2 separate regions of the Mus musculus genome follow, and region 2 is linked to region 1. Evidence: chromatin loops called from intact Hi-C (ENCODE). Cell type or tissue: heart. All regions are shown on one strand. Each heading gives the region's core, and the rest is flanking DNA. Links, peaks and the distances in the headings are about the cores only. Region 1 holds the start of Srgap3 (SLIT-ROBO Rho GTPase activating protein 3). Region 2 overlaps Srgap3 (SLIT-ROBO Rho GTPase activating protein 3).

Region 1 (15,014 bases), core at 2,952-10,951:
ATACTGGCCTCACTCTCACTACGCAGTTGAGGATAACCTTGACTTCCCCTTCTCTTCCATCTGTGTCCTGAGCGATAGAATTAGTGGCATGTGCCACCACTTCTGGTTTATGCAGTGCTAGAGATGGAACTTGGGGCTTTAGGCAGAGAGGCAAGCACTCTACCAATAGAGCCACATCCTTAGCCTCAGGCTGCAGGTGTCTTTCAGCAGCTACTTAGTGTGTGTGTGCATGTGCGTGTGCGTGTGCGTGTGTAGAGACAGGATACTGATGTCGGGTCAGATGTCCTGAATTCCTGCCTGACTCTCTCCTGTATTAGCTTTGGAATGTCTGTACCTTCCTTTCCCCAGTCTCCTGGGAGCAGTCAGGCCTGGTTCAAGTTGTGGCTTTGGATGAGAAGGTTCCAGATGATGTTATGCCATGTGTGGCACTTCTGTTACATGTCTGTCCTGCATGTCCCATTCTAAGTGGATCTTATTCCTGCTAAGTGGTTCTTAGCAGACAAGATGTTGATTTTTGTGCATCCTTTTCCTTCTGGAATGGCACCTCGATCCTCTTTTGGGAACTCATTCTACCTCTGGGGCCAAGTTGATCATTTGGAACATAGCCTCAGGGCAGGCTTACTATGTTCCTACCCCTTATCCATGATATCCATGGTTCTGGGCTAGCCTATGCTAGTTGACCATTCCCAGAATATTTATAGGAATTTCTGGGGAAAAGTCTTTATTGCTGGGATTGACAGGCTGAGAGAACTTAGAGCCGCTGGGGTCTCTTTTACCATTTTATGGGGGAGAGCCTGCTACCCTACAGGAAGGCAAGACGGAGAATTAGAGAAAGACACAGTGTCCTGTTGCCTGGATCTAGCCATACCTGATAGATGCTGATCATGAGTGGAGTGTGTAATATTCATATGCAGCTCCCTTTCTGTTGCCTGTCAATCACAGACTTCACTGACTTCTATCCAGGCTCTTGGTGTTCTTCTCATATGTCCCGAGCTATCGTTCTCGCAGGCAAGAACACACTCGGACAACCGGATTCTTCTGCGGCAAGCTTTATTGCTTCTTAAGGAGGGAAGACCCAGACCCCGGAAAATGGTGCTGCTTATATAGCCCTCAGCGTGGTGTTTCAGCACCTGATGTGGCATGTCAGCTCCTGATTTGTTGCTCACCCATCACCTCATTACTATGCCCCGAGATGGGCAGTGACTATGCGTGAGTTCACTCTCGCACTTGTGCACAAGGCTTGTTTACTAGTTAGGCACAGGGGAAGCCAGCACCATCTTATAATGGCGATTGCTTGTGGCACGGCTCTCTACACTCATAGGCTTGAAGAATTGATTTATTTATTACAGAGACATTCATAATATAGAAAATTCCCACAAAGGCTGGAGGGCTGGCTCTGAGGTTAGAACACTGGCTGCTCCTGCAGAAGACCTGACTCCAATTCCTACCACCTCCATGGCGGCTCATCACTGACTGTAACTCCAGTTCTAAGGGATCTGACATATTATTATGATCTCCATGGATAGTAGGCACACACAGTACATAGTCATTCATGTAGGCAAAACAACCACATACATGAAATAAAATAAAAATAAAAAGATAGGCACATTGAAGTATGAAATCAAAGGACATTTAGCACATTTATAGAGTGGTAACTATCACCTATGTTTACTTCCCAAATGTGTCACCACCAAAGAGACTCCAAATCTCCAATATTTCATATAAAAAAATCTTTGATAATGTGACATTTTGTGTCTGTCTTCTTTCACTTAGCACCATGCTTTTAAGATTTATTCTGCTGAGCAGTGGTGGCGTATGCCTTTAATCCCAGCACTCGGGAGGCAGAGGCAGGCGGATTTCTGAGTTCGAAGCCAGCCTGGTCTACAGAGCAAGTTTCAGGACAGCCAGGGCTACACAGAGAAACCCTGTCTCAAAAACAAAAACAAACAAACAAACAAACAAACAAACAACAGATTCATTCTATTGGAGCTGGAGAGATGGCTCAGAGGTTAAGAGCACTGGCTGTTCCCCCAAAGGTCCTGAGTTCAATTCCCAGCAACCACATGGTGGCTCACAACCTTCTGTAATAGGATCTTATGCCCTCTTCTGGTGTGTCTGAAAACAGATACAGTGTGCTCATATAAATAAAATAAATTAATTAAAAAATTAATTCTACTAAGCCACATATCAAAACTTAACTTTATGTATGAATATATGAAAACAGAAAAATGCTATTCAAATATACTGATATTCTGTTAATTCACTCACCTGTTTATAATGTGGTAGTTTGAATGTAATTGGCCCCCATAGGTCCATAGTGAGTGTATGGCCTTGTTGGAAGAAGTGTGTGACGGGGGACAGGCTTTGAGGTCTTATATATGCTCAAGCCATGCCCCTTGGGACAGTCTTTCCTTGTTGCCTGCAGATTAAGATGTAGAACTTTTGGCTCCTCCAGCACCATGTCTGCTGTCATACTGCCATGCTTCCTGCCATGATGACAGTGGACTAAACCTCTGAAACTGTAAGCAAGCTCCAATTAAATGCTGTCTTTTATAAGAGGTGCCTTGGTCACGGTATCTCTCCACAGCAATGTAACCATAAGACATTTAATGAGCCTTAGTAGTGCTGCTAAGAACATTTGCTATATGTATATTAGTATTGTATATTGGAGGATTTGTATGTTTTTATTTTATTTGTATGGTGTTTTACCTGCAAATATGTTTCTAGACTATGCACGTGCAGTGCCCAGGGAGGCCAGAAGAGGGGGTTAAATCCCCTAAAACTGGAATTAGAGACAGGGGTGAGTCCCTGAAGTGGTGCAGAAAACCAAATTTGAATTCTCTGGAAGAGCTGCCAAGTGCTCTCTATGAGCCACAAGCCATCTCTCTAGCCCTAAAATTCCTATGTTTTTGCATGCTGGAGGACTCAGTCTCTGGCTTGTGATAGGCATGGTAAAGGGGGAATTCTCTGGACTTTGCTTGTTGCGTTTACATTTTTTCTTTATTTCTGAGAATTTCATGCATTTGTATAATGACATATGTGCATGTCTACCCCCTCATTTCTTCCCACGACTCATCTACCTCCCAACTTCATACCTTTCCCCTTCCTTTCTTTTTGTCTTCTTCTTTCTCCTCCTTAATATAGCCCATTTGGTCCAGGTAGTGCTGCCCATAGGGCAAGGTCATGGGGACTGAACCCAGGGCCTGCGAGTGCTAGCTAGGCAAAGCACTTTACCACCGAGTCACACCCACAGTTCCATTAGTAGCAACTGGCTGACTTAGTTATATTACATCCATTTTTCAAAACCAAGTTAGAAGGCCAGACTTCTTCTTTGAACTGACGGTGGATGCATTAGCTGGTGGCAGTGTGGAAAAATGTCACAAAATTAGTCATCCTGAGCTGGAGGCAGGGAGTGTTTCTAGTTGACCAGAAAAGTAAAATTGCCTTAAACCAAAACCGACTCTGGCTACTCTTCCTTCAAACACAGCACTACCCTCCCCCATCCCACTTTTTTTTTTCTTCTTCTTTTTTTTCTACCAGGAAAAGAAACCGGTCGGGTGAGTTTTGTATTATTCTGCTGCAATTGTAATTTAAGTCACACCAATGGTCATTTGTGATGTTTTCCTTATATATTTTTAACCTCTAGTTTGTTTAATGGAAAACTTTCACTTGAAGCTATTAAGACGAACATAACCATGGAATGAAAAGCTATGTAAAGACTTGAGAGCCATTACTATGCTTACAATTCCTCCTTTGGTTAGTTTCTTGGGTCTTGATCTTGGTCAGATCTGCATTTCAATGAGTTCCAGAGTGGGTGTGGTTACTAGATAGTGCCTTGGCCCCGAGCAAATTGCTCTCTGCTCTGTGTCTCTGCTTCCCCAATTTGAAAATAAAGATTTTTTTTACAGCACCAGACCTAATGAGGTATAGCAAGGACCTACCTATATCTATGAGATCTATATGGAGTATTTGGGCTGTCATCTATACACAGGGAGGCCTTAATAAAAAAGTAAAAATTTAGGGGCTGGTGAGATGGCTGAGTGGTTAAGAGCCCTGGCTGCTCTTCCAGAGGACCTGGGTGGGGTTGAAGTTCACACCCACATGGCCACTCAAAACTCTCTATAACTCCAGTTTCAGGAAATCTGACACCCTCACACAGACCTATATGTAGGCAAAAATACCAATGCACACAAAATAAAGAAATAAAGAAATCGTTTTTAAAAAGTAACTTTGGGGGCCGAAGAGATAGCACAGTGATTACGAATGTTGGCTGCTCTTGTAGAGAACCCAGGTTAGGTTCCTGGTACATGGTAGCTCACAACTCTGGTTCAGGGAATTGACCCCTCTTTTGGCTTTCTTGGGCAGCAGGTATGTACCACACACACACACACACACACACACACACACACACACACACACACACACACACGCAGGCAAACACGGACACAAAACAAAACAAAACAAAACAAAACAAAACAAAACAAAACAAAACGAAGTAGAATAAAACCTCAGTACAATTCAGGAATATCTAAAGTCCTTCAGGAAACAGGCCTGGGTGAAAGAGCATATTTCCATGACTGTTCTAATTCTTGGTTGGGGGGGGGGGGAACGCACAGATCAAGTCACATGGTTTTGCCCCTTTTCAGTTACAAATTTATGGGGAGGGGGGGTCTTCTTTCTGTTACTGCCCTGTGAAGAGTAAACATTAGCAATAGCAATTGGTTTCATTCAACAAAGAACAATGGCCATTTGGAGGGGGTTGTTGCAGAAGGGAGACAGTCTGAGTCAGTCTGAGTGACCCAGACCTCAGTGAGCTGTGGGGAAGGTTGGAAGGGACAAGATGAGGCCACAGTGCAGGGGCCCTGCCTAGGCTGCTGACCTCTTCCCAGGAACAGAGGATTTGAGACAATATAGGTTCCTCCATTGGTGACAACTTTGTGGCTGTCCGAGTCTTCCCTTCTCTCCCCTCTTTTCTTCTTCCTTTTTGACCTGCTTTTGTCCCCAGTGTCTGTGAACGCCACAGCTCTGATGCTTGGCCCCTTGGTGGGGTCTCCGTGGAACTGTCATTTGATAGGCGAGAACACTGAAGTTCTGAGACGACATGGAGGCCACACAGCTGGGATGTGGCTGGGCCAGACTCTAAATCATCTTTCTTCTGAGAAAGAAACCCAGCCCTTGCTGTTCAACAGGCATTCTCTGACACATCTCGCTTTATTGTCTCATGGCTTCTTGGGACATTCCCATGGCTCAGCGCGCTGTATGCGTCTCTGACATGCATGTGTGGTTTAAAAATTCTCCTCATGGCTAGAATGGCCGTTTCCTGGGTTCCTGCTCCCAGCGGCCACAGAGAGCAGTCAGAGTCACCTGGCTCCAGGCTCCTAGAAGAGACAGGAAGGAATCTGGTTAGCTGCATATTCACATTCCAGGGCATAGGACACTAACTCCACTTTTCTCTGAGGATCTAGGCTTAAGGCAGGTTAATCTCTGAGCATATCTTCCTCTAATGACACTTGTGGCTTCTGCATAGCAGAGGGCCTACATGTCCCTGGGAAGGGTGAGGCAGGAGGATGTGGGCTGTGGCATCTGCTTATGAACTCTGTAACCTCCTCTTTCTGTGTCCAGAGCTATAATAAGCCTATGATTCACCAGGTGAACTGCTCAGGCAGCTGCTGTGCATTCCCCAACTGAGCCCTTGGTGCTCACCCACTGATCACTAGGCGGGAGGACCCTGTCTCACTTTACCTACCTCTCCAGACCCGTTCTAGCTGCATACTCTCTTGGGGAGCCCTTAGAGGCTGGTACGGATAACCTGTTCATTTCTAAACCCAAGCCAAATCACATGTTGGGCCATTCCAGAAGGACAAGTGGAAGGTGGTACCTAGTTTGAGAAAGTTATGGAAGTCTCTTTCAGTGAACTCTTGGGGGACAAGACACTCTCATGACAGTTTATTATCAGGCATCCTATGGTACTTGATGCCAGTTTGACCTACCACACTGAACTATTTGAAATGCCAATGAAATTAGGACTCTCTAATGAAATGCTGGAGACTCCTACTGAGTCTTTACTACTGGTGGGTTTTGTTGTCTGGGTTGGAATGCTGGCACCCTGGTAAGTCATTTTCCACTTATATATAATGTAGCCCCTAGGATGCTGGGGTTACCATAGTTGCTACTATTTATAGGGAGCTTACTGTGTACCTAGGTACTGAGCCAAACTGTTTCTGTTCATACTCCATCTCCCAAAAGCTCTTTACATTTGAATCCCCCCGCTCTGTAATATTTTCAATTCTTAGCACTTGTCATTTTTACCCATTCTATCATTCAGCGTGTAGTTAAATTCTGTTGTACTGTCATATGGTGCTTCTTGCCTTTATAACGCCAGTGGGCCCTTTAGTAAGCTTTTTGTATGTATTTGTTGAAATTGTCCATTAAAGAGTCTCCAAAGAGAGCTTATTTTACTGGTAAAGGAACTAAGACGAGGGAGTCAGAATGGCGCTGTCCCACCTTCTCTGAGCCTGAAGGCAGCCCTGTCTGCCAGATCTCTCTGCAAAGCTGAAACCTCTGGCACTGTCCCTGTTATCAAGTAATTCTTTCAAAAATAGTGGCCTCTCCTGCATGCATCAGACTCTGCCAGAGTCTCAGGCAGAGTGACAACTCGTCATATAGTTGCTAGTTTGAGCACGACGCAAAGAAAAGAATCTTTCTGTGTTTGTTAGAAAATCTCCAGCCTAACTACTACTAGCTCGAGTTTGCAGGAGCCTCCCAGGCCTTCCCAACCTGATTTCCCCCTCCTGCCGCCTTCCCTTTTGTGAGCGTTTCTTCCCCTTTTTGCTTGCAGCTAGTTCAGCTCTCCTGTAGGCTACAATGTGTCAGTTGTTATAAAATCCGGGAGGCGGAGTCTAGTGACGAGGGCGGTGGGGGAGAGCTCAGCCAGCCCTGCAGGGTGAGCAGTCCAGCCCTGGGTCCAGCGGAGCTAAAACGCTACAGCCGGGAAAACTTCCACCTCCCTCTCCTGGTTTTGATCCTCACCGTCCAGCAGACCCGAGGCGCCGATCGACCGGAGGGAGGATGAGAGATGACCGGTCCTTTGGCAACCTGACCATTTCCTTAGCAGAGCCTTCCAAAGCGAACCGGAGACTGGCCACACGACCCAGGAGGCGCCGCGCCTCTTGTGGATGTGTGTGTATGAGTGAGCAAGCGGGTGTGTGTGTGTGAGTGAGGGTGTGTGTGTGTATGCGTGTGTGTGTGTGTGTGCGCGCGTGTGTGTATGCGCGCGCTTGTGGTGTGGATGGGTGTGTGCACAGCACAATTGCGTGGAAGCGTGTCTGGGTGAGCGTGTGTGTGCACTCGTGAATGTGTTTGTGTGTGTGTGTGTACGTGTGTGTGTGTGTTTGTGTGTGCTCTTGGCTGCTATTATTATTATTTTGGAAGAAAAATCCTGGAAATCTGGGGCAGGTTATGGTACTCCCAGGGTGACTTCTTTTGCAAGAGGAGCTGACCAGAGCAAGCCACTAGAGCCATTTCCCTGCCAGCAGAGAGCATTTTCCTCCCAGAAGAAGGATTTCAACCCCGGGGCTCTGTAGCCAAGTAAAAGAGATTAGCCCTTGAAACCTGTGAAATCGACCATTGCTGTGTGATTACCCAGGCTTGGGAGAGGACTTGGAGAGAGAAGGAGAAATAGATCAAACAGCCTGTCAGTTCTCTTTGCCACGTCGGAAGATGTCATCTCAAACTAAGTTCAAGAAAGACAAAGAGATCATTGCTGAATATGAAGCCCAAATAAAAGGTGAGTGGTGGGGCCGAGGGACTTTGCCTTCTCTCCGTCCCCTTGTCTCTCCCTCTGCTGTCTCTTCCTTCGCCTCCCTGCCTTCTTGAGAAGTTGCTATGCAGCAATAATCTTATTGTAAGGAGGAAGGACCGGGTGCTGGCTGCACAAGTCCAGACTGGCTCCCACTGCAGATAGTGCCTGGGCTGGGAGCGTGAATTACAGAAAGGGCAGAAATCTCTGCATTGCAGGTGTGTGAGGAAGGGACTTTAGGAGTGTCGCCGGTACTCCATCATCTTGGCAGTGATATGTCACTCTAAGGCCATTTTGACAGTCAAGGCCTCCTCCCCCTCACTCCCATCGAGAAAGCCCTTTGCTATTTATGTATATATTTTTTGATCTGCTCTCCCCATCCCTTCTTTTGGCTTTTGTGGGTGGTTGTTTTTGCCTCTGCTGCCTTCTCTGGGCTGAAATTCAAATGCATGAGTATGGGCTGCGGGGGGTGGGGGTGGGGTGGGGGGGTGGGGGGGGTGCATCGCATCCTTAAGTAGCCCTTCTTTGTCAGCATTTCTTGCCTGGTCTGAGTTGCCATGGATTAACTGTTATGGGACATATTGATCCAGACTAATGCAGGCATTTAAGCATAAAGAGAGAGTTCTGTGCCGAAAATGTATTATCTTCCAGCGTGCAGCCTGGTCCTTCTGTACACCGGTGTTTCGGGTCATCAGCTTTGGTTAAAAGCCAACACCTCAGTGTACGATTTGGACTGGTAGGTGCCGCTTGGCTCCCGTGGTTCTGGGAAAGTCTGCCTGCTAGGAGAGTGAGATGCCCTTTGGGTGCTGGTTCCAGCTTTGGTAGCATAGAACCCATACTTCTTGCAGAAGCTGCTCCCTAAATCCTTGCTAGCTGAGAGGAAGAGAAGGGCCCCAGTTGCACAGCTAAAAGAAGGCAAGCAGCCTCTGCCCTCGAGCCAGACGGTGGGCTTCCTGCACCCTCGGGCTGTCTAAGCACAGCTTCAGCAAGGAGAGCTGAAGGTTCCCTGCCCTGCTTCTCCTTTGCGGAGCCTGTGGGGGAGAGAAGCAGCTGGGGCTCTGAGCACCCATTTTCTTTCCAGTCCTTGGTTCTCCTTGCTGCGACGCAGGGCGTGTTGTGGTCTCACACGGAGTGGGCACACTGCATCTTCAGTGGGTGTGGAGAGGCCTGGTTTGGAGGCTGTTGAGCAGGGTGCTGCTTTGAGGTTCTGGTGACCAGAGGATGCCACGCCTGTTTCTGTGCTGCCTGAGGGCTCCACACCGCAGGAAATCAGTAGCCTCAGGCTGTCTGTCTGTCCTGTCTGTGTTGCTTTCAACCTTCTGATTTGGGGGGGGGAAGCTTTGGAGAACAGGCATGGGGTGGGGGTAGGGGCTTTGTGTTTTCCTTGTCTTTGGTTGTGGGCCCAGCCAGGATGTTAACCGTCCCTGGGTAGATCCCAGGGATTAAAGAAGAGAGATCTCTCCTATTCCCTGGGCCTCCTCCTTAGTTTTCAGCTCAGTGTCAGAAACAGTGACTTAAATGTATCAGCCTTGCTGTCAATTGAGAAACAAGCCCTTTAGCTGTCAGAGACTGGGATTCATCCTGCCGGTCAGAACAAAAACCAATTTTCAATTTTGTATATTTACTTTTTAGGGAGTGAATTTACACACACACACACACACACACACACACACACACACATATTCTCAAAACATATATATATATATATAACACATATTACATATGTGTTTGTATGTGTGTGTGTGTTGAGATTATCTTGACTACTTTAAAAAAATTGATATTCCCATAAAAAAATGTTCTGACAGACAAGAGAATGAGATATTGGGACAGTGTGTGTGTCTTGGTAAGAACTCTGCTTATCTCCTCTTTAAAAGGCTTGCACCAGGCAGCCAACCTTCCCTTAGGCCCCACAAAGCATCACTTTTCCTTTCATCTCTCACCTTTAACTTAACGACTGACTAGCACGTACAAGGCGGCAATGGCAAGGGATTTATTTCTTCAGGAAATTCGCCCAAAAGATTTGGTCTCTTCTAGCTTCTGGATGTCTTTACACTCTGGTTGAGTTTGTTTGTTTGTTTGTTTGTTTATTTATTTATTTATTTTCACTTGCAGTAGGCATCCATAAAGGAGATCACAGGACTGTTGCACCCAAGGCCCTTTGAAATCTCTCCTCCCAAAGTGTTATTTGTTGGCCTGGCCTGGCATGTAGCTCAGTGGTAGAGCACTTGCCTGGCGTGCTCCAGGCCCTGGCTTCCATCCACAGCCTTGCCTGTTAATTACTCTGGTAAGGATTGATGTATCCAGGCACCTCCTGTTTCTGGGACTCTGTTCTTGGCCCACATGGTGTACAAAAGGCTTACTATGAGCCCAGGTTCAGAGATAAGGAACTGAGGCCTGGCAGTGTTCAATGACTTACCCAAGGTCGCAAGGCCGGTATCTTCCCAGGCCTGGTGTCCCCGGTACATTGTCTGGCTGACACAGCCCCTTGAAGGATTGATGTCAGTAGCAGATGGCAGTGTTGTGCCGGGCTCTGGTGGCCTCTTGATGGCGTCCCATTGTTCCTTTCTTACTTTCTTCCCTCGGCCTTTGTGGCTTGTCTCTGAGGAATGTTTGATCCATGAGCAAAAATAATGCTTTGTGCCAGTTACCATCTTCCTGGCGTTTGGCCAGGTTGGTGCAAACAGTCTACTTCATCAGACAGATCTCATAGAGGGAAACTTCTGATTTTTTTGAAATGATGTTGAGTTTACCTGACTTAACAAAGGATGGATACTTTCGAATAGCATTTCCACTGTAGACATGCTTACAGTCAAGCCTTCTCCTGCCTCCTAGATCCCTGCATCTGACTGTCTACCTGTGCTCCAGGGATGGAAGCCTCAGCATCCTCTTGGCTAACAGACTATGTTTCACTAGCTGTGGCTCATGGATTTTTTTTTTTCTTAGACGGTATCACCTAATGGTTCTATAGGTTTTTCTTCTTGGAGACTTCTTAGAATAGGACAGACACGTCTCTGTGACTGCCCACTCCTTGGGGGTTGGGAGCCTCCCGTTGTGCCCCTGACTGTACTTCACCTTAGTTGCGTCGGTAACAAGAGCCACCACTGTTTGCTATCTTCATTGTTTCACTTGTGTATTTGGGAGCTGTATGTGTGAGGGTCTCACGGAGCCCAGGATAGCCTTGTACTGCCTTGCCAAGGGTGAATTTGAACTCCTGACCCTCTTGCCTGCACCCACCTCCTGAGTACTGGGTTTACAGCAAAACCATGCTGGGGATTGAACCCAGGGCTTCCTGCATGGTAAGTGATCCACTCTACCAACCAGTGAAGCTACAGCCCAGTCCTTCCTTCACCTTAGCCCTGCCACTTCCTGGATTGCAAATCCCAGTGTGTTGGGTGTTTGTAGGATAGAAGGAAGATGATTCGTGGCAGATGGTACACCTTACTGACAGCAGTAGAAGGGGTAGTGACAGTTATGATAGACCTGAGGGCACACATCCTGTCCAAATGCACAGTCATACCTGAGTGCAAGTATTTGTTGCCACTTCTAAGCCTGGCCACGTTTTCAATCTTCCCGCAGGTGCCAGAAACTTGCAAGGGAGCTTCGTGTTTTTAAAGAGGTTTTCCAAAAGGATGCCCCAAAGATTTCACTCTCCATACTTTGTCAATATGGTGGAAGAAAAATAACAGCTGTCCCCCTTTTATGCTGCCTATAATACTTCTACCCGTATACCCCAGGAGTTACCTTAGCCCTTGGCTCTGTTCACTGCTTATGCCACGCATGTCCGCTGTGCATCTCTGATCTCCCAGGCTAGGGGTCGGGATGGATTTGAGCTGGCTCATTCTCAGTTCCCTGACACGGGCTCCAAACAGACATCACTTCCTATCTTAGGTGCTCCTAAGTGTCCCTTTACAATCTGTTCAAGAACCTTGCTTGAGAGTGACATGACAGTCTCTAGCCAGAAACTGGCAGGCTGTCACCCATTCCCATTTTGAAAATCAGAACATTTGCCAGTCTCCAGTTTCTTGGCATCCCCACTGTCCTCCACAGTACCCTCGGAGATCACTGATAGCATTTGGGGATCTTATCTGCTGAGTTCTCTGAGCTCTAAGTGCTCTCGCTGCCGGACATAATGGTCACGTTCATTCACCGTGTTCCTGTTTCCATTTCAGCCCAACAGAGAATTGAAACAGGAGTGTGGTGATTGACTTTAGGAACATTCATATTTATCGCAGACCAACTTTTTAATAGTAAAAGTGAAAAAAACAAAAACAAAAAATGGGTGTCTTAGTCGAAGTTTTACTGCTGTGAACAGACACCATGACCAAGGCAAGTCTTATAAAGGACAACATTTAATTGGGGCTGGCTTACAGGTTCAGAGGTTCAGTCCATTATCATCAAGGCAAAAGCATGGCAGCATCCAGCCAGGCATGGTGCAGGCAGAGCTGAGAGTTCTACATCTTCATCTGAAGGCTGTTAGTAGAAGATTGACTTCTAGACAACTAGGGTAACGTTCTCAAAGCCCACGCCCACAGTGACACACCTACTCCAACAAGGCCACACCTAATAGTGCCACTCCCTGGCCCAAGCATATACAAACCATCACAATGGGGGAAAGAAGAATTAGCATGCAGGTATGGAGAATAAGCATTCAGAAATATACATTACTCGGTTGTTCACATACTCATTCAACCAACATCGGCATCGACCTTGTCCTCAAGCCTTGTGTGGCGTTTCGTGAGAGATAAAAAAGTATAGGATACCTTATTTACCTTCTAAGACCTCCCTTAGAAAATGACAGTCACATAAAAAAGAGATTAAGAAAACCCACAATACAACTTTGCAACTGTCAGAATGAGCTCAAGTCTTGCAGAGGGCTTCTTCCATGTGCCGTGGAGAGCCTCCTTAGGTTCTCCAAGCATTTCAACAGGATAAAAGAAGGGAAGCATGCTGGATGAGGAGAACTGTCTGGAGTGGTGGGGGCTGTGGCCAACAGGGCAGCTTTAGAGGCACAAGTGCTGTCATTGCCTGGCTGGGATGTGAGCCCTGGGCGGGCAATTCTCCCACTGTTGGGAGAAAGGCTGAACTGAAACAAAATCTCTTGGTTGTTTAAATGATGGCCCAACTTTTAAAAATTCTACCCTCTCTAACCAAACACGTGGGTGAAATAGGGCCGAGGCAGCCCATTTGGCCACCAGCTCACAACCCGTGACCTTTACGTTGAAGTCTGTACAAATCCTGGGAGTGGAGCCTCAGCCACCTTCTTTAACTTTGACATTTTTTCTAAGAAAGACCTGCTGCCTTACCGCTATAGTAGAAGTCTCCTCTTCCCCCTGCCCAAATGCTCCACACACCTCCTCTACCACCAACTGTTCCCTGTCCATGCCTTTGCTCTCCTTCCAATGTCTCTCCAATCTGTTTGTTCAACCGCCATTTACCCTTCAAAGGCTGCCCGGATGGTTTTCCTCTTCACATGATGCTTGGCAGAACGAACAGTTCCTTCCCTCTGCCTCTCTACCCTAAACATGACTACTCTTCATCAAAATCTAGAGATCAGACCCTCATCCATGAACTCCCAAGGGCGAAACAGCACAGAGCCATCTGTGTTTCTTCGGGCTGAGAGTGGTTGAAAAGTGCCACCTCCCTTAGCCTGGAGCAAGACGCACGGGCTGCATGGCTTTTACCACTTTCTCCCAGTTCAGGAGGCTGGAAATTCCAAGATCAAGGTGCCAGCAAATTAAGTTTCTGGTGAGAGACCGCTTCCTGACTTGTAGACAGCTCCATCCTATTGTCTGCTCATCTGGCTTTTCTTCAGAGCATGCTCACAGAGATCAAGTATGCAACATCTAGAGCAACCCACAGGCCTATACCTCATCTCTCAGTACCATTATATTGTGGGTGGGGTGGGCTCACATATGCGTTTTGGAGGATACAAACACTTGGTCAAGAATATCATACTTCCTGTTCTATCGAGAGGAGGTGCTTTACTGGGCAAAGAAATCCTCTTGGTTTGCTGCACTTCCTGCTTTGTCTCCAGTGTCTGTTGGCAGAGATTTGGTAAGGGATGTGTTGGGAGCTAGTAGTTCTTGCCTAAGTCTTGATGGGGTGTGGCTTTCCTTCCAGCCGCCCCATCAATAGATCTAAGGATCCAATTGTTCATTTCTTGAGGGTTTTTTCTCTTCCATTAATTCCTTTAGTCATCCACTGGGTAGGTACTGTTACTGGCCATGCTTTGGTCTATATAGCTTTAGTTTGTGGAGGAAGGCAATTGCATCTTCCTCTTGTTTTGTGACCCCTCTACCTCTTCAAGAGACCCACCAGTTCTCTAGTTGAAGAGATGAAGTTTAGAGAAATAAAATCAATTGCATCGGACTCCTCAGGGAACCCTGGCAAAGCTAGGTTCAAAAAAGAATCCACTTTCCAATTTCCACTGGCAGGGGAAGATAAGATGCTGATGGGGGCAACATGGCTTGTTGGGTGAAAGAAAATAGTTGTGTGTTCCAATAGGTCTTGGAAATTCTAAGATAAACCAGAGGAAATTGGCTTGTTTCCCCTCAGGGCTCCTGACACCCTTGGCAGTGTTGGGGGTGAGCTTCAGAGTCTGGTTGGTCTCCCCAAACTTTGTCCTCCCTGAAAGCCTCTTTCCCTAACTGGTTTGGGAGATTCTTCCTTGGTTCATGGTTTGAAACATGTCAGCCTGTACAACTCATGAATTATCCGAGTCTTCTTGTTGTCTGTTACCCCATTCCCAGTGTCCTCCAGTGCTTTTCCCAGGAGGCAGCCTGAAGAGGGGCCGAGGGAAACAAATGCATGCCTGGCTCTGCTAAGTAGTGTCAGCGCGGTGCTTTGTGGTCACTTGCAACACGTGAGCTTTGGCATTTTCAACTGCAGAGTGCTCAGCTACTGATTGAAATGGCAATTTGGAAGCAGCTGTGTCCTGATCAGCACGTGCTGCCTGTAGTCTGTGTGTGGGTGTGTTTGTCTGTGTGTGACAGTGCAGTGTGTATGACGGCAAGGGATGCTCCGGGTGCCTTGAATGGATTTTGTACTGCCCCTGGAATTCTGTGGTCTGTGCTCAGTGACAACGGTGCAGATAAAAACTGGGGAGCCCATGACTCCCGCAGCTCTGAAAAAGTCAACCTTGGCCACAACTCAGAGTACCCTCTCGTTTCTTTCTTCTGTCCCTTGGTTTCTATGTCATGTCTCTGTTTTGCTGGAT
Region 2 (15,014 bases), core at 4,674-12,673, 110 kb after region 1:
GATCCATCCGGATGGGAGGCATAACCCTAGTGTAGTGGGTTACGGGTTCTCTGGGTCTGGGCCACTGCTCAGTGCAGAGGCCTCTGGATGGACTCATGTCATCTGAGGCTGCATTCCTTTCTCCACAAACCATCACAGATCTCCAGAGGCTGGCCCTTGGATGGCCTTGTGGAAACACCTGGGCCCAAATGTGGCCAGTTCCCGCAGCGCCAGAGGAAGCGCCTGAATGCTTCTTACTGAGAGCACATTATTATTTTTCTCTTCCCTCTTGCATGAATCATTTTGCCTGGAATCTTCCCAGTGAGGGTTCAACTGGCTAATTGACACTGTCCCTGAAATCGGGGAATCTGCCTCACCCACCCAAGTAGCTGAGACTTAAAGGGATAGGGACGTGTCGTTCCGGGCTCACCCAGTACCGAGCTCACAGTTTGAGTATAGCATTTTAGAATTTCAGAGCCCAGTGGCCTTGGGGAAGTCATGATAGAACTTCCCACTGAGTGTAGCCATAAGCTCCGTAGGGTTTGTGGTCAGCTTTTAAGATGTGATGTATATGAACTTTCCAGAAGATGGGCCTGGGCGTGGACTGGCCATTAGCCTTTATGACTCTCCACCCTAGTTCCTGATGGCTACCCTGACCCCACCGTCTTGCTCTTGACTTCTCTGGAAGAGGAAGTCAGACAGACAGTAGGGTCCAGCCTCTAGAAAGGTGGTTTTGTTGTTGTGTTTGACTGAGTTTTACTGGGGTCCCTGCAATTCTCAGTGTAGACCAGGCGGGTCTCAAACTCACAGAGATCTGCTTGCCTCTGCCTCTGGAGTCCTGGGATTAAAGGTGTGTGCCTCCACATCTGGCCTGGGCGTTTTACTTAAATTAAACTGATTAATTAATTGTGCATATTTATATCTGATTAGCGATTGTGTGGGTGGAGAGCAAATGTGAGGTATGTATGTCCTTTCTAAGCTATCTCTGAACTTAAGCTTTGTCTTGCAAATGGAAGTTTAATTTTCCTTGTAGTGGGGAAACTTATAACAACATAATCAGGGGCTGGCAAAGACTTGATACTTTATAAGAAGTAGCCTGTGGGTATAAAGGCCTCCTAGGGAATTGAGGTGCCTTTCCCTCAGCCAGGGAGTGAGTGTGAGGGTACAGAAGAACTATTTCCTCCCCGTTTCCCTCTCCCTTCCTTTCAGCCCTCCCATCCTCTTCCCTCCATATACAGAGTCTCTCTAAGTTGCACAGGTTGGCTTAGAACTTGTGATTGTTCTGCCTTCTGAGTTCCGGGATGGCAGGCATGTACCATCACAGCCAGGCTAGTATGACCCAAACTGGATCACCTTTCTTCATATCAGATGCTTGTCTATGCACTGGGTACCCTTCTGGGAGAAAGGTAGGCTCAGAGCCCTATAACGATCAGGGTTTCACTCTGTGCCCCTTGACCTTTCCAACAGACTACAGCAAGTAGTGGGTGTCACCAGCTTTTGTGCCTTAGCTGTATTCCTTGCTAACTATATATTCCCTACCCTGAAGTCTTTTTACACTCCGAAGTCTTCAGTAGCATATCATCCATTCATTCCCCAATGAATGCCGGCCCCCAGCAGTATCTTCATTCAGAAGGGCAAATGTAAGACAATCAGACAGGACAGGACAGGACAGGCAGTACAGAGGAAGTTAGGATCTGTTGTCTCTGTGTTCTTGCTAGAGCAGACTGTACCGGGCAACCCACACTGGTGCTGGGGAGAAACGAGGGGAGGCCAGGGAAGAGGGAGGAGGCCCAGGAGGTGGGAGCTAATGGTCACGTGCTCAGTGCTGGTGGCAGGCTTCGTAGCTGGAGGTGATTCTGGTAAGCTGCTGAGCATCTAACCCGATTGAGGCCAAAATGCAGCACAGAGGCATGTGGAGGTACTGTCCATTTGGCTAACATACAGTAGGCTTTTAATGGCAGGATGGACTTCTCCACTTTCTATGGAATCTAAGGCCCACATCTTGAGGGCCAGAAAAGCAACCCCTTGGCCCACTGACCTAGAACAGTAAAGCCATGTGCCCGAAGTCTTATGAAGAGTTGCTATCCAAGCAGGAAGCACGGAGACCTTTGCACCCTGCTGCCAAGTGGCGGGCTAACACTCGGGAGGGTTTTTTTCCACTTCAGTTTAAGACCTAAGAGCTGAAATATGAGCTTAGCAAAGAATTCCGTATGTGTGTAAAGGACAAATGGATTTATGTTGGGATGTTACGTGCGTACCCCGAGTGCCACTGGGAATGACTGGGTTCCAGCCTGAGACTTCTAATTCACTAGAGCATTGGGAGAAATGTCTGGAGGAGAGGAGCCATACACATTTCTTCGTTGATTGAGCTTGGCTGACAATTGCAGTTGCTGAGCAGGCAAACATACTTTATACTCTTTGAAGGCGCCATGCTTTTGGTTTGTTTAGAGACGAGGTCTCAGGTGGCTTGCACTGGCCTCAAATTTGTTATGTAGTTGAGGTTGATGTTGAACTCCTGATCCCCGGCTGGGCTCCCAAAGCCCTGGGATTACAGGTATGCACTGCCACACTTGGTTTCTCTGGTGCTGGACAGGCAGTGTACCAGCTGAGCTACACCCCCAGATGGAGGGGCTTCTAATAAAGAAATAACACCGCTAAAATGACTCACTGGGAGAGATAAACAAAGTTGACCCCTCCTTCAGTGGTCCCAACAACAAACAAGGTAGAATTCCACCAGCGTTTACTCTGGGGATGTGTTGGGCTTCCTACAGAGCAATGGGTGAAGGCTAATGGGAAGGCACATGGGTGGCCTTAAAACAGTCTCACTGGAAAGTTTGCACCCAGCCTGGATGACTCCCCGATGGCTGTGTAGATGGAGACCCTTTCCCTAGTCCTTCTCAGCCTAAATACTCTAACTCAGAGGTTCTCACCCTTCCTAGTGTTGTGACCCTTGAATGCGTTTCCTCATGTTGTTGACCTCTGACCATAAAATGATTTTGTTGCTACTCCATAACTATAATTGTGCTACTTTTATGAACCATAATGTAAATATCTGATATGCAGGATATCTGATTTGTGACCCCCCCTTTTGGGGGTGACTCCTCAAAAGGGGTTGCCACCCACAGATTGAGAACGGCTGCTCTAGCCTCTCCCAGAGGCCATATGCAACTAGGGCAAAATTGCTTATAACTGGTTGAGAGGAATGGCTGGATACTCAGGTGAGGGTCTCACAACCCCGCCCTCCCCCCCCACAAGAGACCATCAATGGTCAACAAACCCGTTGGGATGATCTTTTGCAAGTGTGCCCAGCTAAACCCGGGAAATGGTGACACTGGTTTAAACTCTAGTCCTGCACAACAATAATAAACATGCCAAAAGGATTAAACCATGTGTATATCTTTTGCTATTTAGGGAACTCTTTCTTTCTTTCTTTTTTTGAGACAGGGTTTCTCTGTGTAGCCCTGGCTGTCCTGGAACTTGCTTTGTAGACCAGGCTGCCCTTGAACTCAGAAATCTGCCTGCCTCTGCCTCCCGAGTGCTGGGATTAAAGGCGTGCGCCACCACGCCCAGTTTATGGGTTGAGTATGAGTGGGTCTGCTGTCAGATGTGTTTTGTATGTTCCCCTAAAGGTCCATGTGTTAAAATCTTGGTCGGTCACTAGCCTGCAGCACTGTTGGAAAGTGGTAGAACCTTTACGGAGCGGGACTTATGAAAGGAAAGTGTGTGTCTGACAAGGGTATCAGGCCGCTGGACTTTCCTGGTTTTCTTTTTCCTTCTTAATGCCATGTAGTTTGGAGAAGTTTCCTGTCTGGCACATCCCCTGCCACCACTGTATGCCCCTGATGACCCAAAGCTGCAGGCCAAGTGGTCATATACTGAGACCTTAGAATCCAGTGCTGGAGTCAACCTTTCCTCTTTTTAAATCGATTTGCCTCGGATATTTGTTACAATAACAGAAAGCCATGCCTTACCAGACTGTGGTACCCATGGCTATTCCGGTCTCAGCGCTGAGGCTTTTAACCCATCAGCAAGCTGCTAGGCAGCTCGAATGGTTTGGTGATGGTTTCCCAAGGCTTAGCCTCAACGTTGCTCAGTTGGACTTTGAGGACGTGCTTAGCTGGAGTTCTTTTATTACGTCGTACTTCACTCCGTCTACTCCCAGGGACAGAGAGAGTCCCCCGAAGAGTTTATTTTGAGGGTTCACTGATGGGCAGTCAGATTTGGCAATGATGGGTGAATGAGCTTGATTTATGGGAACTGTAGGTGATAATAATCAGGCGCCATGTGCTCACCTCAGGAATCTAACCTGCATTCCTGTTGTGGAATGAATTTGGGGTTCCCTTTGAGAATCACCGCAGACTTTTACAGTGCTAGAAGGAAAACACAACATACACACTACACACACCCCCACACGGACTCACAGACATACAAACACAGGCAGAGACAGACAGTGAGACACACACACACACACACACACACACACACACACACACACGGAGAGGGAGAGGGAGAGAGAGAGAGAGAGAGAGAGAGAGAGAGAGAGAGAGAGAGAGAGAGAGAGAGAAGAAATCAGATCTTTTTTGTTTCTCCTTCTTTCCTTTCTGAAAACCAATAGGGAAGAAAGTGCGAAAGTGCACAGATGCCAGAACGAGAGAATGAGGTCATGGCTCATAATTCATGTGGCCTCCAGGAACATAAATCATGCAGCCTGCTGTAACCATTCCATGGGAAGCCTCTGGGAACAGTGGCCACAATATCCATAAAGTATTTGGGCTCCAGCATGAGCCTGGATAGCCTTCCAAGTGGCATCCTCATCAGAAGGTCAAGGAAAGGTACCCTTCGTCCTGTAACTGCCAGGTGAATGCACACGGGCTGGAGGCAGTGGGGAGCTACTCTGCTTTGGCTTCCTAGCCTTGTAAGTGAAGGCCCCTGCACATTAAGCACATTTGAACTTGTGCTGTCAGATTGTGTTCTCTCACACTATTGTACACTATTTTACCCCTAGAGGAGGCAACCACCCTACAGTGCTCAGCCGTGCCTTTCCCAGGGCCCATTGATAGTTTGCAAAAGTTGATGCGTCTCCTTCTGTTAGAGGCATAATGTCTGTTGGGAAGAAACTTAGGAAATTATAAACAAAACAAAACAAAAGCAAACAAACAAAGCGGAAAATGGAACATGAGTTTACATGCTTCCTCCCTCAACCCAAATCTGACTAGGTGCCCATTTTTGTAAATAAAGTTCTATTGAAACAACTATGTACATTCATGTTTTTAATTGTCTGTGGCTACTGTTGTCCTGTCTACTCCACTCTCCTTAGTCTCCTGTGTGCTGACTATTTACAGAGGTTCTCAGAATGGTGCAATGTCTATTGTATTTGTTTCCAAGGCTGCTGTGGCTACAGTTCTGCTGACTTAAAACACACATTTATTTTCTTTTGGATCTGGAAGCCAGGAACTCAAAATCTATCGCACTAGTGCAAATCTGAGTGTCAGCAGAGCTTGCTCCTATCAGAGGCTCAGGATGAGACTCTCTTCCTTGTCTCTTTTCGCTGGCAACTGGCATCCCTTGGTTTGAAGCCTCACCAGGAGTCTGTTTCATGGCTGCATTGCCTTCTCCCTCTGTCCAGTAAAGACTGTACCACATGTATACCAAGGCCTTTGTGCTGCCTCAAGTGAGAGCGTGTGTTTGCCTTCCCTGTTGTGAACTAATGGTGCAGCCAATCACTGTTAACCGGGGTGACAGACAGGTACCCAGGGTGGCATTTTGTAAGATGATCTTAGGCGGTCCACAGGGACACAGCGGCCCCAGTGGCTCCCACAAAGGGACAGTCTTCCCTTTTCAGATTGTCCTCTGTCTCTCTGATTACCTAAAATAGTCTCTGCTTGCTTCCAGCATGTCTTCAACACTTCTCATCCTTGCCAACCCTCTTCTATCAAAAAAGAAAGCAGGTCTCGGGCTATAGAATCCTAGAGAACTCACTAGCCTTATATCTGCTGCATTTATTTTTATAGCCGCCCCCTTTTCTACCAGTGGAAATACTAGAGAGCATCCCATAGAAATGAAAACGAGCTGGAAATGCAACTCAGAGGTAGAATATCTCCCCCCCCCCCCCCCAGCATCTGTGAACTCCTAGGTTCGATTCCTAGTACTGAAAAGTAAGTTGAAAGAGCGACAATTTCAAGCCGGGCAGTGGTGGCGCACGCCTTTAATCCCAGCACTCGGGAGGCAGAGGCAGACGGATTTCTGAGTTCGAGGCCAGCTTGGTCTACAAAGTGAGTTCCAGGACAGCCAGGGCTACACAGACAAACCCTGTCTTGAAACAAACAAACAAACAAACAAACAAAAAAACAAACAAACAAACAAAAAAAGAGAGACAATTTAAAAACGTGAATTAAACCAGGTGTAGTGATGCACGCCTTTCACCCCAGGAGACAGGCAAGCGGAGCTCTGTGAGTTCAAGGCCTGCCTGATTTGCACAGTGAGTTCTAGGACAAACAGAGCTACACAGTGAGACACTCTATCTTGAAACCCCCCTCCTACAAATGAAACCAACCAACCAACCAACCCATGAATTAAGTGAGTATAGGGCAAGTCTTTCTTAGAGAAATCACCTGATGACAGCTGTGAGGTCTGTGACCGATCAGAAGCCTCCAGGCTGGCCGTCCCCTCTCTGCTTCCCACACAAAGTGAGGCATCCTGAATCCGAGGCCACAGCTGGATGCTCTCAGTGTTAACGACATCTCATTTTTTTCTCATTTCAATGCATCTGATCCTTTAGGGACCACTGGGCATCAGAGTTCTGAATATTAATCTCCTGTTGAGATTGATCACAGCCACTTTAACTCAGGGACTTGGGCAGGAGGCGGCCTGGCTTCTCCCTGCCTGTCCTTTACATTTCATTGGATATCTGGAAGTCAGGAAAATCTGACAGGGACTGGCTATTATTTGGACACAGCACAGGTGTTAGGGGAAACGTTCTCTCCCACCTCGTCAGATTTTGATGGCGTCTCTTTTGCTGACTGTTCCTTGCTTGCAGGAACTGCAGAACTGGATCTCCCTGCTTGAATGGATGTAGGGAATGGGGATATCTTATTCCTTATCTCCACAGATTTATATGAAATGCTAATTCTTGAGTGTGGGGGACTATGAGGGCCATATCACTTTCTTTTACATGGGGCCGATCTTCATCATCAGTACAAAATAACCGTTATTATTTTATAATGCTAGCCCACAGAGCATGCCTCCTTTTGGGGTGGAGGTGAGAAGTGGAACAGTAGTGTGGACTATATTACTCAGTGCCTTCCCAGCTTATGTGTACCCCACTCCTCAGAAAGCTGCAAGTAGATGGGATTTGTTTCAACAAAGCCTCTGTAGTTTGTAGGCCTACATCATCTACTTCTCTAAAGGAATGGTGGAGGTAAGACCAGACTGATGGGTAGCATGTCTGACAGATATTTGGGAAGCATCTCTGGCACACGATATAAGACAGGCAGCCCAAAGATTCAAGTATCAGGTGAAGCTAGGCAAGCCACCTCATGCCTGTGCCTCTTTCTCCTCCTTGAAACGGAAAGCTGTCTCCCAAGGCTGTAGCATAGATTCATGGAAAACACTGAACTCCACAAATGCCTGCTTTTAATTCCCTCCAGTTTGCAAATGGGAAAACCACAGGCCAGAGATGAACTGGCTTGCTCGAGGTCACAGGACTTGACAGTGTCCAGGCCAAGCTCTGACTGAGTACAGCCAAGTTTAACGTCAGACTCAGCTTTGGCTACAGTAGCACCCAGTGGCCCATTTATTCCAGAGAGAGAAACAGCTTCATCTTGGAGCTGATTTCCTTCAAAGACTTAGGAGCCTGGCTAAACCCTTGCAGTACCTGGCAGAGCCTGTAAATTCCTTGCTCTTTTTCAGACCTCAGTTTTTTTCACCAATGAAATGGTGCAATAGCTATCTCTTCTTCTATGGTCAGAGTGGCAGTGCTGTTAACCTACCTGGCTTGGTAAAGACTAATGAAGGAAGATAGAGATCCTTGTTCAGAGGAAGGAGGGAGAGGAGATGATACAAAGTGCTAGGAACCAGCTAGCCCGGACAGGGACAGAGATTCTGAAGAGACCATCTCACAGAGAGGGTACTCTCCTGGTCTCTTGGGCTGCTCCCTGCTGCTCAAAGACAAAGCAGATGCATCTGGGCCTGGGCCCAGGTTGCCAGGGTAACTGCCTCAGCAGCTGCCTGGGACCTTGCAGCTGAGGCCCTTGGTTGCCAGGGAGGCCACAGAGCTGGAGGGAATGGTCAGGGGGCTGCCAAAGGAAAGCTGCATCTCTGTGTAAGGGAGGCTGGAGAAAGGGGTAGTCGTGGGATCATAGAACCCTCCTGTGGGGCTGTGGACAACTGACATGGAAGGGGACCCTGGGGAATAGCTTTGTGACCAGAGCCTTTGGTGCTCATTGTACACATGATGTTTCCTTCACTGCATCCCTACTATGTGCCAGATCCTGTGTGAAATGCTTTATGCACGTATCAACTCTTACCATTGACAGGCAGATTTAGAAGCCAGCCAGGCTGGCTGTCCCCAGAGCCTCTGAGCATCTCCCCTTTTTACTATGTCAGGACACAGTCCCCTCCTAAGTGTCTGGCATGTTATTTTTAATCTATTACTGGCAACAACTCTGCGGGACAGGTAGAGTTACTTGTCCTCTACAGTGACTGGACACCCATGATTTATAGTGTACCCCTGGTAAGGAAAAGTAATTTTCAGTGACATTGGCTAGATGAATTGACTGGCCACACCATTTTCTCTGGGGTTGGTAGGATACTTGGCTTTGGGCTGGGCAGTGAGGGTCTTCTTTAACCTGTTTTTCCAGGAGTTTTCAGAACCCACTATCTGCTCCTGTCAGAGCACATGTGCACACATGGGAGCCATAGGAGCCAGTATGTCCTGCCCTTTCTGGGCTTCTGTTTCTATTCAGGGAAATGGGTGTAATGAGTAAATTCTATTGAATCTTAAATGATTGCTCTCCTAGTGATGAAATAGTCTACACTGTGCTTGCCGCAAGGCACACATGAGTCTGAGAGCTCGGGAGACATGCGTGTGCTGGAGGAATGGACTGAATTTTAACAAAATTTAGGGCTAGGGGATGAGCCACCAGGTAAAGTGCTTGCTGTGCAAACATGAGGCTCAGGCAGCTTGCTAGAAGGGATGTAAAAGCCAGCAAGCTGCCTACCACTTCACTGCACAGGAAGTGGAGAAGGGGCATCCCTGGAGGAAGTTAGCTGAGCATACTGGCTGAAATGGGGTGCTCTGGGTGCAGTGAGGCATCCTGACTCAATAAATAAGGTGGACCACAGTCCAGGAATACATCACACTTGGGTTTTCACATGTACCTCATATGTGTGTGAACATGTACACAGACATCATATATACATATGTGCAAAAACAACATAAAATTTCAATAGCCACCCATAGCTAGTGCCGACTGAGTTGGATGGTGTGGTGCTAACAGATGCCTAGCAAAGATCCAGGAGACTTCTCTGAGGTGTTTGTTGTTTTTTTGGGTTTTTTTGCAACAATACAGTGCTGGTTGTATGATCTCCATTTCACAAAGGAAACCTGTCCCAGCTCGAAGCTGACTAAGTGAACAGGTGATCGCCAAAGCCTGCTTTGCTGTCCCACAAAGCCCAGGACCTCCAGAGGGCCTGTCCTCAAAGTCGGAATGCATTGTGATGGACAGGCCCAGGCATACCTCAGTGACAGTGGAGTGTAGGGTGGAGACAGGAAGCGAGGCATGGTCTCTGGAAGGGAAAGCAGTAAGGACTCCCCTGGGGGACACACCCTGATCCTATCTGTCCCTTAATCCCTGTGAGCTCTGGTTCTGGCCAAATCTCTTCTCCCAAGTCTTAGTCCATTCATCCACAAGAACAGGGTGATAATACAAGCAGCCATTATCATGACGACCAGGAGAGATGCACACGGAGGTGAGACCCCCACCAGCTTGCCATCCTGACTAGCTCTGGGGAGCTGAGATTGGGTACAGGGCACACAATCTTGCTGTTTGGGATGTTCAAACCATGAGAGGCCTTTTGGTGCCAGGGGTTTCAGGATGACCCCTTCATTCTCAAGACCAGGCTGGCAGGGGAGATCAGGTGGGAGCTGGGAGGTGCATTTTAAACTACCCTTTTAGGTGGTATTCTGGTACCCGTTCATGACTCAAGAGGGTATCTGCAGGCTCGGGGCTGAGGCCTGCAGGCAAGCTGGCAGGCTTCCCCCTGCTAGACCTGTTCACCAGAGCTCAGCTTAGCATCAAGTTCTGGGTAGGGCTACTGTTTTCTTCTTTTTTTTCTTATGGAAAATTTCAACCAATAACAAGAGTAAGTAAGTAAAGCTAGCACTATCACACGCCCACCCTCCCCCATATCAGCCACAACAGCTAAGCTTCTAGCGTTAACTCAGTCAGGGCCAGCTCTGCTTGACGGAAAACTTCCATCCTCTATCACCCAGCTCAGGGTTAGGATGAAGCAAATCTAAGCAGCTGTGTGTGTGTGTGTGTGTGTGTGTGTGTGTGTGTGTGTGTGTGTAAGTACCTTGCAGGTTACTTCTCTCCTGTCACCACGTAGGTTCCAAGGATTGATCTCAGGCTGTCAGGCTTGGTGGCAAGCCCCTATGCCTGCTGAGCCCTCTCGTCTCATCAGCCTGGCTCAGTATTTTTGTACTAGGGTTTATGGGACTGAGCATCGACCCAGCTGGAGATGACCAGGTTAAACATTCATAAATTTGCCTTTTATTTTTCTACAGAATGATACAGTCCTTTGGGGCTTTAGAGATGGCTCAGTGGCTCAGAGCACTTGCTGCTCTTGCAGAGGACCCGGGTTCTGCTGCCAGCACCGTATGGGGGCTCACAACCACCTGTAGCTCTAGTTCCCAGGGGTCCATTGCTTTCTTCTGACCTCTGTGGGCAGGCAGCAGGCCTGCACGCGGTACACATATATAAATGCAGGCAAAACACTCATATAGATGAAAGAAATTAACTCAAAAAATGTGAGAAAAGTGAGATTCCCTTTTTTTTCCTTATAAACCTAAAAAAATCTCAAAAAAATGATCTTTTTTTTTTTCTTTTTCTGGTTTTTGGGTGTTTACGTTTTGTTTGTTTTGAGGCAGAGTTTCACTGTGTAGCCCTGGTTGGTTGCAACTTGCTACATAGGTCAATCTGGCTTTAAACTCATAGAGGTAAGCCTGTCTTTGTATCCTCAGTGCCAGGATTAAAGGTGTGCACCATCACGAATCGCTTTTTTTTTTTTTGAAAAGATATTTTGCCCAGATGAATTGAAGATGTGTGTTTATTCAGACCCTTTCCTTCAGATGTTTGTGACGGCTATCTCATGGTTGCCCACAATAGGAAGCCCTCAACGAGGCCTTCAGTCGATAAGCAAATAAATGAAACCTGTACATTGGAATCTCATTCTATGGTAAAAGAACTGAACTGCCAAGTTACAAAATGATATGGGAACATTGTAAATGTGTTGCAGAGAGGCAGAGCTGTTCAGGAGGGCTGCTCTCTGAAAGGGTCCAGCTCTAGACGGGGGTGGGGGGGGTGGGGAGAAGACAGGAAAACATACAGGGGGTGCTGAGAGGACAGGATGGGCACAGGAAGAGGGGCAGAAAGGGTGATGACTAGGCAAACCACAGGGGGCTCTGAGGGCCACAAAACTGTGCTGCATGGAGCGATAATGGTGAGCCTGTCGATTACAGCCTTGTCTGAACCTTCAGAAGGCAGAGCACCAAGAGAGAACCTCAAAGTAAAATATGGGCTCAAAGCGAGAGTGTATCTGGACTAGTTCTTCTGTGGTAACAAGTATAGTGGGCCAGTAAAAATATCATTGAGAAGAGAAATGGTGCAGGGGCTGGGGGGAGGGGGAAGGGCGCTCTCCGTGCCTTCTGTTCAGGCTTTGGGTAAACCTGAATTTACTCCAGTGTTGTCACTATGCCCCTCCTTAGAAGTGGGAACAAAACACCCATGGAAGGAGTTACAGAAACAAAGTATGGAGCTGAGATGAAAGGATGGACCATGTAGAGACTGCCATATCCAGGGATCCACCCCATAATCAGCTTCCAAATGCTGACACCATTGCATACACTAGCAAGATTTTACTGAAAGGACCCAGATGTAGCTGTCTCTTGTGAGACTATGCCGGGGCCTAGCAAACACAGAAGTGGATGCTCACAGTCAGCTAATGGATGGATCACAGGGCTCCCAATGGAGGAGCTAGAGAAAGTACCCAAGGAGCTAAAGGGATCTTCAACCCTATAGGTGGAACAACATTATGAACTAACCAGTACCCCTGAGCTCTTGACTCTAGCTGCATATGTATCAAAAGATGGCCTAGTCGGCCATCACTGGAAAGAGAGGCCCATTGGACACGCAGACTTTGTGTGCCCCGGTACAGGGGAACGCCAGGGCCAAAGGGGGGGAGTGGGTGGGTAGGGGAGTGGGGGTGGGTGGGTAAGGGGGACTTTTGGTATAGCATTGGAAATGTAAATGAGCTAAATACCTAATAAAAATGGAAAAAAAAAAAAAAAAAAAAAGAAAAACTAGAATTCCTAATCCCGTGGGTCTTCTTGTGCTTAGGAGGCTGTGGCTATGACATGGTGCGTGGGCCTGGTTATTGCTGTGGGTGGCAGCTTTGGTGAGACTGTGGCCTGCAGCGTGAGCTGGAACATGACTAGGTAGGGAGTCTGTGGATTCTTAGGCACCGAATGCCAGAGACATAGGGTCTTTACCCTGTAAGCAGGGGGGGCTACTGAGAAGGTATCAGGAGAGTCCGGAGGTGAATGCTTCCTGAGACCTGGGCTGTAGGATTAGTCTTGCCTCTTCTCTGAGCTCCATATCCCCGAGTGTAGAGCCAGAAGACAGTACTGAGTGGTCAGGGGAGGGTCTGAGGTCAAAGCCGGTCCCAACTTCCCAAGCCCTCCCTCCCTCTCCCTGCCTCACCCCCTTTGTTTTTCTGTCTCACTGTGCCATGCTTTGGTTGGATACCTTCCCTCAGCGGGTGTGGGGGGACATCTACTGCACAAGGCTGTGCCTGGGGAGCCGCTCCATTTTGAATTAATTTGATTTTTTTCCCTCTTTGAAATCTTCAAGAAGAAAAGCTCCTAGCAGCCCTGTGGAGGGGGACACAGAACTCAGGGGACTGGGAACCAACTCCCCCGGGGGTTCCTGAGCAGGGACAGGCTGCAGGGGGGAATGGAAGGGTGGCCTCTGATTACTACTAGACACCTTGACTTCCAGTTAGCTAGGCTCAGAAGGTTCCCTGTGTGCAGCGATTTGGAGGCTTCAGCTGGCTGTGTGCATTGGGGGAGGTGTCTCTGCCCCTTCCAGACTGTCTCCTGTCATTACAGGATGATTTATGAGCTTTTCTGCTAAAACATGAGAACACTGGCAAGCCGACTCTGCCCTGCAGCCCTTCTAATAAGGGGCATCGTGTTATGCAGAGGACGCTGGGGAGGAAGATGGAGGACTTAGAAGCGGGTTGCCCTTTGTTTTGTTTTAACATGAAAAACACCGAGCTCTTAGTGGATTCCAGTCTATTGTGGTGTGTGGTGTCCAAAGCTGTATTGTCACTTTCTGAGGGGCGTGAGTTTGATTCCTAGCTTGGCTTTGCTTTTAGGACCATAGCCTGATGGTGCCCTCTGGGCCACCACTCCCTCACTTACAGGGGTGAAGCTGGGGATACCAGCAGTTATTCTCCTTCTAGGGATTCTCTGTGGCTGACACAAGAGTAGCACCTGCAGACCATGAGCCCATGAAACGATAGCATCATCGAGATGATTCTGACGGGGGAGGTTCTGGATGTTGGTAGGGGAATATGCAAAAGAGATTGTCGTGGCGATGTGTGCAATGACATTTCACCCATTTACACACACAGGCCTATGCACGTGCCTGTGTGGCTGATGACAGTTCATAGAGTATAATGTGACCTTCACCAAGCCTCTGAGCTTAGGTTACATGAAGCCTCTGTGCATCCTCTGTAGAAACTGATGGTGTGCAAGAGTATGTGTGTACATGTGTGTACAGTCTATGTGTATGTGTGTAAAACCTGATAGCGAGAGCCACACCAAGTGTGCATAGTGAGCATATACACGTGTATATGTGTATGTATATATGGGGCATGTGAATATTGTGTACATGTGGTATGTGTATGTGTATGCATGCGGTATATGTGTGTACATGTATGTTTACCACATGTATGCATGTGGTATGAGCATGTATGTAAATGTGACACGTGTGTGTATGTATATGTGTGTGTGCACATGCATGGCATGCATAGCCATGTGACTTTTGCCTAAATGTGTCTGGGATGTGAGGTTGGTGAAGAGTGTGTGGTTATCTAACCAATATGTGGCATGTGCTGTGGTCCTGTGTGTGAACTTTGTGTTTTTCTGTGTGTTTGTATGTGTGCCTGTGTGTCACATGAGATCCTCATGTTCAGAGGCTTTGTGGGCTGCTCTCCTGAGGGACCCGTTTTGTGCTGAGAGCCCACACTCAGAGCTTGGATTTCATTTGTAGGGACCTCCTATAGGGCTTGCAAGAATGGTAACAACCATCATCCAAAGCCAGTCCTGGTAGTCTGTGAATCCAGGAGTCCCATGGTGCACTGGGGATGGTGGTGGAGCCAGTGGGTCCTCCAGGCCTCGCTGGAAGGAGACCCTCCTGCCAGGGCTACAGAGCAGCAGTGTGGGCCTCCTGCTGCCTACCCTCAGGATGAACCCGAAAGGCTCTGCTGTTGTACAGTTTTAGTTGACATATAAAATGTTTCTGTCTAAGTGGAAGTAGCTAACAGAGGATGTATTTCTGCCATGTTTTAAAAAATTAACATTTTAGAATAACATTACACCATTCTCTTCAAAGTAGAGCAAACCAAAGCTCAGTAACATTGCAATTAAAAAAGTTGTCTTTCCATGAACTCTTACATAATCTAGAAGAATGTATAGATGGGGTGCAGCTCCATTCATCGGACCCATGTAGTGCTCAGATCAGGGTGTGTGG

Evidence for each region. A loop is a pair of places that touch in the nucleus more often than their neighbours do. Peaks named below come from ENCODE experiments on the same cell type or tissue, not always from the same donor. Only the 100,000 strongest peaks of a DNase experiment are listed, where the experiment ranks them.
Region 2: it touches region 1 in a loop (2.0-fold over the local background); 4 of 42 quality-filtered maps call a loop at or near these places.

The regions. Positions count from the first base shown.
Region 1 is chr6:112,939,202-112,954,215 of GRCm38, reverse strand. It overlaps Srgap3 (SLIT-ROBO Rho GTPase activating protein 3), which reads left to right and starts at 6,950. Exons shown (of 22, transcript NM_080448.4): 1 at 6,950-7,786. The coding sequence starts at 7,720. In heart, for the core only: a CTCF peak has its summit at 6,902; DNase peaks (open chromatin) are centred at 6,905 and 7,555; H3K4me3 peaks cover 2,715 bases; H3K27ac peaks cover 1,284 bases; H3K27me3 peaks cover 838 bases.
Region 2 is chr6:112,832,272-112,847,285 of GRCm38, reverse strand. All of the region lies in intron 1 of Srgap3 (SLIT-ROBO Rho GTPase activating protein 3), which reads left to right. Among named protein-coding and RNA genes, the nearest start is that of Srgap3, 110 kb to the left of the region's middle. In heart, for the core only: no CTCF peak of the experiment used is centred there; a DNase peak (open chromatin) is centred at 7,695.